Regions from separate parts of the Homo sapiens genome. Here region 2 is linked to region 1. Evidence: read pairs that join two places in POLR2A ChIA-PET (ENCODE). Cell type or tissue: PC-9. All regions are shown on one strand.

The links. Peaks named below come from ENCODE experiments on the same cell type or tissue, not always from the same donor. Only the 100,000 strongest peaks of a DNase experiment are listed, where the experiment ranks them.
Region 2: POLR2A ChIA-PET joins it to region 1 with 6 read pairs; 2 of 35 experiments call an interaction of 5 or more read pairs at or near these places.

Annotation. Positions count from the first base shown.
Region 1 is chr2:170,582,323-170,587,322 of GRCh38, reverse strand. All of the region lies in intron 32 of MYO3B (myosin IIIB), which reads right to left. Among named protein-coding and RNA genes, the nearest start is that of LINC01124, 130 kb to the left of the region's middle. In PC-9, no CTCF peak of the experiment used is centred here; a DNase peak (open chromatin) is centred at 2,082.
Region 2 is chr2:170,361,878-170,366,877 of GRCh38, reverse strand. The region is part of intron 8 of MYO3B (myosin IIIB); the gene reads right to left. Among named protein-coding and RNA genes, the nearest start is that of MYO3B-AS1, 13 kb to the right of the region's middle. RefSeq lists an enhancer at 3,685-3,979. In PC-9, no CTCF peak of the experiment used is centred here; no DNase peak of the experiment used is centred here.

The DNA.
Region 1 (5,000 bases):
ATGATGCAATCAAGAGATGTGGTAAACACAAGATGTATGAGGCTGCTGCTGGCATAACATGGCATACTGTCTTACAGCACACATTGTTTTATAAGTAGAAGGCATAATAATAAAAAGTACAGTATAGTAAATACATAAGTCAGTATTATCATTATCTAAAATTATGTAATATACATGTGTATGTGCTACACTTTTACACAACTGGTAGCACAGATGTTTATGTAATTTTTCTCTTATCACAAAGTGACCCTTCAGCAAAAATGCTGAAATTCTTGCTTTGTTGGCATTGGGTAGACTTGGCAAGAGAGAAAACCAACATATTCATTCATTAAAAGGAGAAAATCCATACGAATTGAGTTCCAAAGCTTTTAGTTGAGTGTTGTTTATACAAACTCTTAAATATTTGGATAATCAATTGTCAAAGTAGAAGTTCTGGAAGAATTATGTTCTAAAAGGCTGCCAAGATATCTGATTTTGACATCAAAATTAATTTCACAAAATTTTAGAATTAGTTCAAATCAAACTTAGATTTGGCTCCCAGCCATCAGTAATTAAAATTTATGAGTACACAGCAGTATCTCTGGTGCCTGGCAAAGGCTTCAGGACCACTAAAACGAAAACTTCTACCATGTGACCTTTATTCCAGGGGCAGATCCACTTTTAAATTAAGAACTTTTCATCTCACAGAAAATGAAAAATAATGAGCCATTTCTTTGGGTCATGTATCTCTGTTGCCAGAAAAATAAAAGACATCAAAATTTTTAGTAACATACATAACAGGCACCATTTTTGCTTTTATGTAAAGTATCAACTCCACATGTAATTGCTAAATATTTTCTAAATTAAGAGCCCATGTGGTGAGCGGGTGCACACAAAAAGATAATCAGAAAAATCTCAGCATTAAAGTATATTCTCCAAGTAAAAACACATAAATCACGTTGGTGAGGTCCAGGCTGCTGTGAAAATTACTGCTCTGAGCCTTATGTTTCTGTTGAGTCTAGTGCAGAGGAACTGCAAAATGATTGGACCTGTGAACTTTAGGTCACAGGGCTAAGGCAACCAAAACAAATGGCTACATCCCACAAAGTCAAAGACCAAACACAAAGGAATCTAGAGATATACTTTTGGATTATAATATAGTGTTTACTAGAAAAAGATCTGCATTCTAGTTTCCAGTTTTCACTCCACTGCTTAGTAAATTCACTCCGCCAAAGGTGCTGCTTCCTAACTGAGGACAATAAAACCTTCTTTCCCTGAACAAACACTTGTGTGATTTTTGTTTGTTTGTTTGTTTTTTGTTTTGTTTTGAGACAAAGTCTCCTCTGTGGCCCAGGCTGGAATGCAACCTCCCCCTGGCCTGCCTCAGCCTCCCAAGTAGCTGGGACTACAGGCACGCGCCACCATGCCCGGCAAACTTTTATCTTAATATTTTTAGTAGAGACAGGGTTTCGCCATGTTAGCCAGGTCAGTCTCGAACTCCTGGCCTCAAGTGATCCACCCGCCTCAGCCTCCTAAAGTGCTGGGATTACAGGCGTGAGCCACCACGCCTGGCCACTGTGTGATTTCTTGAAGTGGTTTCCAACTCCAAGAACTGTGACTCGATTTCCTTACTTATTGCTTGTTCAGAGCCTGTTGCTGGTAAGGCCAGAGCTATAGGTGTCCTGATCACTTGGACTGTTGTACTGCCCACAAACGGTACCCCTAATGCTAGCTGATCATCTCACAGATCTCACAAGGGGGCCAGGCCAAGAAAGTACCTGTGCCTAGTGTGTCCACTCCTGAAAAACTACAAAAAGGTGTAAAAAATTGAGGATGGTTCTGCAAGAGCTCAAGGCTCTACAATGCAGGCGGGAGGTGGAGGTGAGCAGGTAGCACATCCATGTTGCTTTTTTTTTCTGTCTGAAGCTTTCAGAGGGGAGTTGGGTATAAGAACTGATACTTTTTTTGGGTCCTCCCCAACTGCATAAAATGAAGACATGCTCAAGTGACTCCTGAAACTCTTCTTGGCTCAGGACACAAAGAATTACTATGAGTACTACATTACTCACCTGGGATGCATTATTTAGGCTAGTAGAAACCTGAGGACATGCTGGAATTTATGTGTAAGACTTATTTATCAGCTTTCCTTTTTGTGCATGCCCCTAGAGCAGTAATTTTCAACCTTGGCTGCACATTAGAGTCATCTGGAGAACTTTAAAATAATCCCAATGGCCAGGCCACACCCCAGAACAATTACATCAGAATCTCTGGAGGTGGGACTCCAGCAGATCAATATTCTTTAAAGCTCCTCTGGTGATTTCAATGTGTAGCCAAGGTTGAGAACTGCTGCATGAGAGGAATAACAGTCAATAGCATGAACCTGCATTTCACGAGCTGATAACACAAAGGTGGAAAGGTTCTCAGTTCAGCTGACCTCTTAAAAGCATCCCAGATTTCTAGAGTAACTACCTACTGTCTACTGAAAATTTATTTCAATTTTTCTCCTATGGGTTAGAATCAAAGGCAGACAGCCTAAAAATAACTCATTAGCAGCTTGTGTGGCTGATGGCAATGTTGGAAATTCTAAGTTGCCTTTTAACTTAAGCTTATTGCCTTCTCCCTTTGAAATAATGTAGCTATTAAGAATCAAGTTACAGATCAATAAAAGGTCTTATTAATCACGTTAACAAGTGCGAAAGGTCCAATCCAACACCTAATCCCTATGAGTATTCTCTGGCACTTATGCAATTCTTTACCTAAAATCCAAGAAACACTTAATGGGGGAAAAAACATGAACAGCAAAGATAGTTGAAGAGAACTGTATTTTCTTAAAGGAATGACAAGCAATACATTTTCCACATTAATTTATATCTGCCCTTCATCTCCACAGGCTCAAGTAATAAAAGTTATGCATAACTCATGTGAGAGATCATTAAATCAACCAGTTGATAGTGTGGACTAATTGGTAAATAAATACTTTATAAAAATGGTGATGGGTGTACAGACCCTGTTTTACTCTTAAAAAGAAAAAAAAAATTAAAAAACTTTATCCATAGCTTTGATATAAATACCCACACCTCACCCTCTTCAATTTCATAACTTTTTCCAAGTTTGTTGGAGGGAGATACACCACAGAATTAGAGCCCCATAGGGGGACCACAATCCTGGATGAAAAGTTTAAAATCAAATAAAAAATTCAGATTCATTTAATTGGCCAAAAGCCTGGTGGCATGCACATAAGACATTCTCTACATCTGGGTGTCACTATATTTTTGTTTTGATCCACTAGTTTGGCATTGTGTAAATGTAACTATAGACAGAAGGAAAGAGAACAAGACAGGGACAGGAGAGGAGAAATATACAGCTCTTTGCCAGGTTATCTTGAAAACAAAAAAGGTCTTTTGTAAGTTAGCTTGCTTTCTGAGGTTTAATTTTTTTTAAGTTTACTGTTACATATGGAAAATCACATCTTCAAGATGGAAAAGATTTTTTCCTTACCGTGAGACTGAGTCTGAAGTCACAATGTACTATTTGCCAGCTGTGTGACCTTGGGCAAGGAGCTAAACTTCTCTCAAACTGTTTGCTCATCAAGGAAGAGTACCTTTTAGATACTAGATATTTTAGATACTAGCCTACTTAAAAAGATATTGTCAGGATTAAATACAATATTGTGTGAAAAACACTTAACCCAGTTCCATGCACAGAATAAAGTGCTCAAGAAATATTTGCTGTTGTTATTTACTATGCATAGACAATCCTAGTATCCATCTTAATTTTTCCACAGAGAAATGCAATTATTATAGAAGTGGAGCCCTAAGAGCAAAGACTTGGGTTTATATATGAATACAGACCAGTGGCCCTAAGTAAAATAAAAATTCAAAAAAAACCAAGCTCGTAGCCTTGACCTGTCACTCCCATTTCTTCTAGAGATTTTGATGTGGCCAAGGGAACGGTGGAGGCAAATTTAGAAATGATGCCATGTTCTTCGAGGCCTGCAGGCAAGGCTCAGCGAGAAAGGACTGAACCACTGAGAGCCTCTGCCTCATGTCAGCAGGTGAGGCAGGCTGAGATCTCTCCCTGAGCACTTTCTCTGTGATCAACCCTAGGTAGGGATCAGATGTGGATTATATTGAGCTAGACTTTATCCCTGCTCTAAAAAATCTATCAGTCTGGTAAGGGAGACAAGGGGTAGTTACACACATAAATACACTCAAATAATCATCAGAGCTCAGTCAAGGGGGAGGGGGTGGAGGGGCTGCAGTGGGGGGTGTGCGGGGTGTCAGGCGGTGGGGCGGGTAGACTCTGCAGTGTGGCAGCACTCCAGGGCAGGGGGAGCTGTCAGGAGCAGCCAGAGAGTCCAAGGCTAGTTTTTGTGGCAAAGGGGTTGTGTCTCCTAGCCAAGCTACTGCTTTTATATCCTTTGAAGTGAGCTGTGGCTGAAAAGGATCTGTTGACCTCCAGAGAATAAGCTCAGGAGGGAATTCTGTGGAAGAGGGAGAGAGAAAATCCCATTGTTTCTCTCCCCTGGGCCTCAAGAAAGAAAAACCACAATGACGATTTTTTTCTTAACAAAAGGCCTGAATATTTAATGCCTGTTGCTGAGTACTTATTTCGCTTTTCCAGGGGAACTAGGAGCAACAACTCCTGCTGGGATTTTTCTTTCTTTTTTTAATAAAAAGTTGAGAGAGGAAGAAAGAAGTAGAGGAAGGCTAGGGTGGCAAAGTGGCAGAAAGGAAGGTGGAAGAAAAAGCAAGCCACTGAAGGAAACGGGATTTCTTCCTGCTTTGGAGAACAAGGCCTTGCTGAGCACCTGTCAATCAGTGCTGCCCACTGGAGGGGCCATCTTGGCAGCCATTTAGAGCACCCCTCACCAGGGATGTATGGTTGGATTCAGCTCACCCAAAAATGATACCAGAACTGAAGAGGAGGGCAGTGAGGTCATCTTCCCTGCAAACAGTGCTGCTTCCCTAAAGCTTGACTCCACCCCACGCACATTTGCCACGAAGCCTTTATTGTCCTGT
Region 2 (5,000 bases), 220 kb after region 1:
GCCTCCACTGGAGTCTAGGGACCACAATTAAAGGTGGTATAGCTTGTTTCACAATGTTAGCATCCACTGGAGAAGCAAGGCTTCCAACACGGTCGCAAGATCATTTGATATGTTAGAGAGGGTCCCTCTCTAGATTATGGAGGAATAAAAGAAATGAATGAATAATGAAGTCAGAGAATTAGACAAAGAAGAAACTAACGAGTAAATCTGTTATTTCTTGAAGATCCAAAAAATGAAGATAGTAGGCATTCTACTTTCTGGAAGCAATGATCAAGAAGATCTGTTGGCCAGGCGTGGTGGCTCATGCCCATAATCCCAACACTTTGGGAGCCCAGATAGGAGGATTTCTTGAGCCCAGGAGTTCAAGAGAAGCCTGAGCAACATAGTGAGACCTCATCTCTACTAAAAATAATTTAAAAATTAGCAGAGCACACCTGTAGTCCCAGCTACTTGGGAGGCTGAGGCAGGAGGATCACTTGAGCCCAGGAGTTTGAGATTGCAGTGAGCTATGATCCCACCACTACACTCCAGTCTGGCAACAGAGTGAGACCCTGTCTCAAAAAAACAAAAACAAAAAACAAACAAAAAAAAGTGCTTTCTTAGTTCTCCAAGTAAGAAAGAAAGACTGAAGTGGGTTGAATGTCTGCGTGATAAACCCCTATTAACTTCAGTAGGGATGGCACCAAGTTCAAGAGGCTGAAGGAGAGACCCAGAGCCAACAAATGAGATATAGGGTTTTATTAGGAGAAACTTACATACAGGGATGATGCAGTAGCCATGTGCTGGACAGAAGAACCACCACTGCATGCAAAAAGCATGCAGTTTATATAGCATTTTCACTTCACTCCCTCCTCCTAACAACCTCCACCTGGCAACCTTCATTTAACGCAAAACAAAGAGCCTCACTCCCCTGTATGCTGATGTTCCACAGGAAGGGCCCAGAGCTCAGATGTTCCTCACAGACAAGGAATTTATCTCTGGGTTGGGCACGCTCTGAACTCCAAACACATATTCAGGTGCAACTGCCATACAGGATCATCCTCAGGGTATGCTCAAGTTAAATTATTGCTGTCGGGTGTGTCTACCATATACCATCATACCACAGGATCAGCACAACTGAACCTGAGTGTAAAGAGGAAGAAGGCTAAGCAGAGTTGTGACTCTCCAACTGCATTGGAGGATTTTTAGGGAAAGGGCATGAAGAACTTGAAGGTATAGCTTTATTCTAAAATACTCCTCTCTATATTTTTTTCTCATGGGGAGCAAAGAGCCAGTCTGAAATGGAACTATTATTTTACAGATAAATAGAGGAAAGTTATGCCTTAAGAGCAGATAGAAAGTCCTGCGTTACTGGATATGAGGGCATAGCATCATATCGTTTACTCAGCAAACATTTATTACTCAGCACTAGAACTAGCCACAATACATAAATTAATTAAAAGCTATGACCCTTTTCCTCAAGGATCTACAATCTAATTGGAAAGACAGAAGGACAAGAGAAGCACAAGAAACAGCAAAAGCCATATGTTTGCTTCTATCTTTAGGATAAGAAATAATAGCACAAAAGCATAGGGTTTCAGAGCCACAGGGACTGAGATTTTCGATTCTAGCCCCTCTTTTAAGAGGTGAGGAAATGGGATCAAGTCCTGGCAATGATGAGGTCAATTCCTCAACTCCCACAGGAGGACCCTTCCTGCTTTGTTCCGTGTTGTTAAAAATGACAAAGGTACAACGTACGAAACAATACTTCGCGGCCAGAGGGAAGAACTGTAGTCAGGGAAGACTTCCTGGAGCTGGTAAGAATTGAGCTAGGTAAGTCTTGGGGGAAGTTTTGGAACTAAATTGAACTAAACTGGGGGAGTAAAGGCAGAAGTCATACTGGGGAGCCAGACCGGCAATGCAAGAAGCAGACTAGACAAGCTGCAAAGCCAGTAAGTCAGGAGGCCACCAGAACACTGACCTTCACCTCCTAAGCTGCTTCTTTTGAATGCCTAACAACAGTTACTGCCTTTAGTCCCTTTACCAACTTTAACTAAGGTATAATTGTTGTTGCTTAAGACTTTGTAGTTTGGTGCCCAGAATTCTTACTGTTTAAGTTTGTCGGCTTGTCATTTCTATCCCTGGTCAGCAGAGATTTAGTGGATGAAGATGAAACTGACAGCTGGGATTCCTAAAACTCCTGATAGCCTCCATGTCCTTTTATAAAGCAAGATAGAATCCTTTAACCTGATTTGGAGAACAAACAAGTAGAACTAAAGGAGTTCTAAGAAACGTATTCATTTCAGGTATTGCTTATTAAACCAGGAATTGCAAATTCCAAAAGAAGACTATCTTCCCCCAGCCAGGGACTGAGCAGTTTTTACAAAAGGATGCATAAAATGTTAAACTCTGTATGGGATTGGGGGCCAGCCAACATGAGGTGAATTAGGGGAAGCACTAGACACATAAAGCATTCCATCAAAAAAAGAAGCTAGTTTCCTAGTCAAAAGAGTTTGGAAAACATTGGTGATTCTCTAAACCAAGTAAGTTTGGAGTTTTGTAATGCACACAAGCCTATTAAAGGTTCTTACAAGAGCTAGGGTTAAAAAAAAGTTTAATTCTATTTGAGCCCACGTTTCCAAGCTTACTTAGCCACAGAGACCTTTTTGTTTGTTTGTTTGGGCCCCACAAATGATATCCTTGGAAGTTCTGTTGTAAGCAATTAGTCGCATGATTTTAGAATGGACACCAGAGTCCTCAACTCAGTGGACTGAGGGGACACTGTAAGAACTCTTAATAATTGCCACATCTCAGACACTCTGGAGGGCTATTGTTTCTGCAAAAGACAGTGTTTCAACCTGGGGAGATATTTTCCTGAGCTCAGTTCTTTCCAGAGTCCTTTATTCTAGAAAACAAGTAGCAAGGACTAGATTTAGATACACTACTTTTCCCCAAATCATAAGTAATTCTTTCTTTCATTCATTCCTGGATTTTTTAATCTTTTTTAAAAAATTAGGATTTAGATATGCTTTCTCTGTGCTAACAGACAAAACAACAGAATAACAATTTATTTATACCATGAGATATATGCAAGAGACTCTGGAAATAAGGCCATGATGGGTGGTTTTGAATATGATAGAAAAGTCCACCAGAAGATAAAGGAAGCAAATTTCAGCCTTGAAGGAAATCAATCCACTATCTAATTTGAAATTCTAGTACCTTCCATCATGCTTTCTTGGCTGAAGATTAATTCTCAGAATCTATTAGTGTCACCACATTAAACACAGGTTGTTGCAGCCATTTGCAGCAATCTCCCAGTCTGGCTTCTGCCAAAAACAGGCAAAAACGGGACATTTCTTAGCAAGAAACAAGGTCGGGCTCTCAAGCTGGTGGTGTCTGTGCACTCTCTGCTCCAAGACAATAATGCTGTCGTGACACAGCTACTCTGTGCCTGTAAACTGCCATTTCATAACCAAAAAACCGGATGCCTGCAAGGGGGAGCTATTTGTCAAGAGCCTCTGACTGTTGTTTACCAATGAATAAAACACTTGATATAGAGCAGCTGAAAAGGCAAAAACTAAAAATACTAGTAAACTGGGTAAGAAAAGCATGAGGGTGAGCAATGTATTCCATACATTGGGGCAAAACTAGATCAAAACTCAGGATTTATGACTCTTCTCATTTCTTTATAAATATTCTGTCTTTTATACTTCCTGCTATTTTCTTGCAGGCCTGCTACTTGAATTGTTATGTGTTCCCATTGCTACAGAAGATCTAAACATTTTGGATCTGAGCAAGCATTTCCCTGCCGTGTGATTCACTGTGCTGCCCTGTGGTTGCTATCATCGTCAAACAGAAGGCTGACTGACAAAGAGGCCTCTAAATCAAGGGGAGAAAATCCTCCAGAGGATACACTAATTATAGGTTAAATATCAGAGCACACAGTATTCTGCCTTGGAAGAAAATTTCCATTCTGCAAGACAAGACTATGACAAACAGGCATTTTCTCAAAATGACTAATGCCTCAAAAGAAGGCAGAATGAGAAACTTGATGCTGTGTATGGTATTTCTGTGAAACATCACCCCCCTGTTTGGTGGAATATTTAACTGCATTTCAGTTTTCCTGAAGTCTGAATATCACATTTGATGCTGTTGCAAAGTCTCACTGGTGAGAACTGAAATTGCATGCTAACTTCACATTTGGGGTGGGGAAGTGGGGTCCTCCCCTGAAACAGGTAAATGAGAACTGGGAGTGCATTACTCAGTTAGGCAGGTCTATGGTTATCAATCAGAGGAGAATAGTCAGTATTTGCTAAAAGACAAAAATCCCCAAGAAGGTAGGATGGAGAGCTTTTGAACAGGAAGCTGAGTCTCCCTTTGAAATGAGTAACGGGAATAGAGTCTGTGTAAAAAGCAAGAGACCACATGGCTACTGGACGACAGGGCAGCTGCCATCTTGCCAGAGATCCTGGGGCAAGGTTGGAAAGATAAACAAGTGAGCCTGATCTTTAGACAAAGCTGTCAGCACCAAAGGTCCACAGTAAGCTCAAGTGAAGGTAGGACGGAAATGGAAAGGGAAGAACATTGCATTTCCTGAAGCCTGACACTGGGCAGGAAACTTGGGGATAAAGAACATCTACTTTTCTCACCCAGAGAAGACTCAAAGAAAGTAAAGAAGGTGACAAAAGAAAACATATAGGGTGGTGGTTTGAAGCCAAAATATCACATCTCTGAGCAAATGGGACAGAATCTACCTCTAGAGTTAAGACGTGTGCACCAGTGTGGCTGGAGAAAGTCCCTATGCAAAAACAAGGCCCAGGATCAGAGACCCCCAGTAAGGCAGAGAGCTGCAATATGTAACCCTGTAATGCCCCAGGGTTGCAGCCTCAGTGAAACCTGTCAACCAGGAACCTCTTTACCCTCTATCTCTAAGCCCTTGGTCAATATGAAATAGTTTGAAAAGCCCAGACTAACTGACTATGTTCTTAGGGAAGGAGATGTGGTAACAAAAATTCTAGATC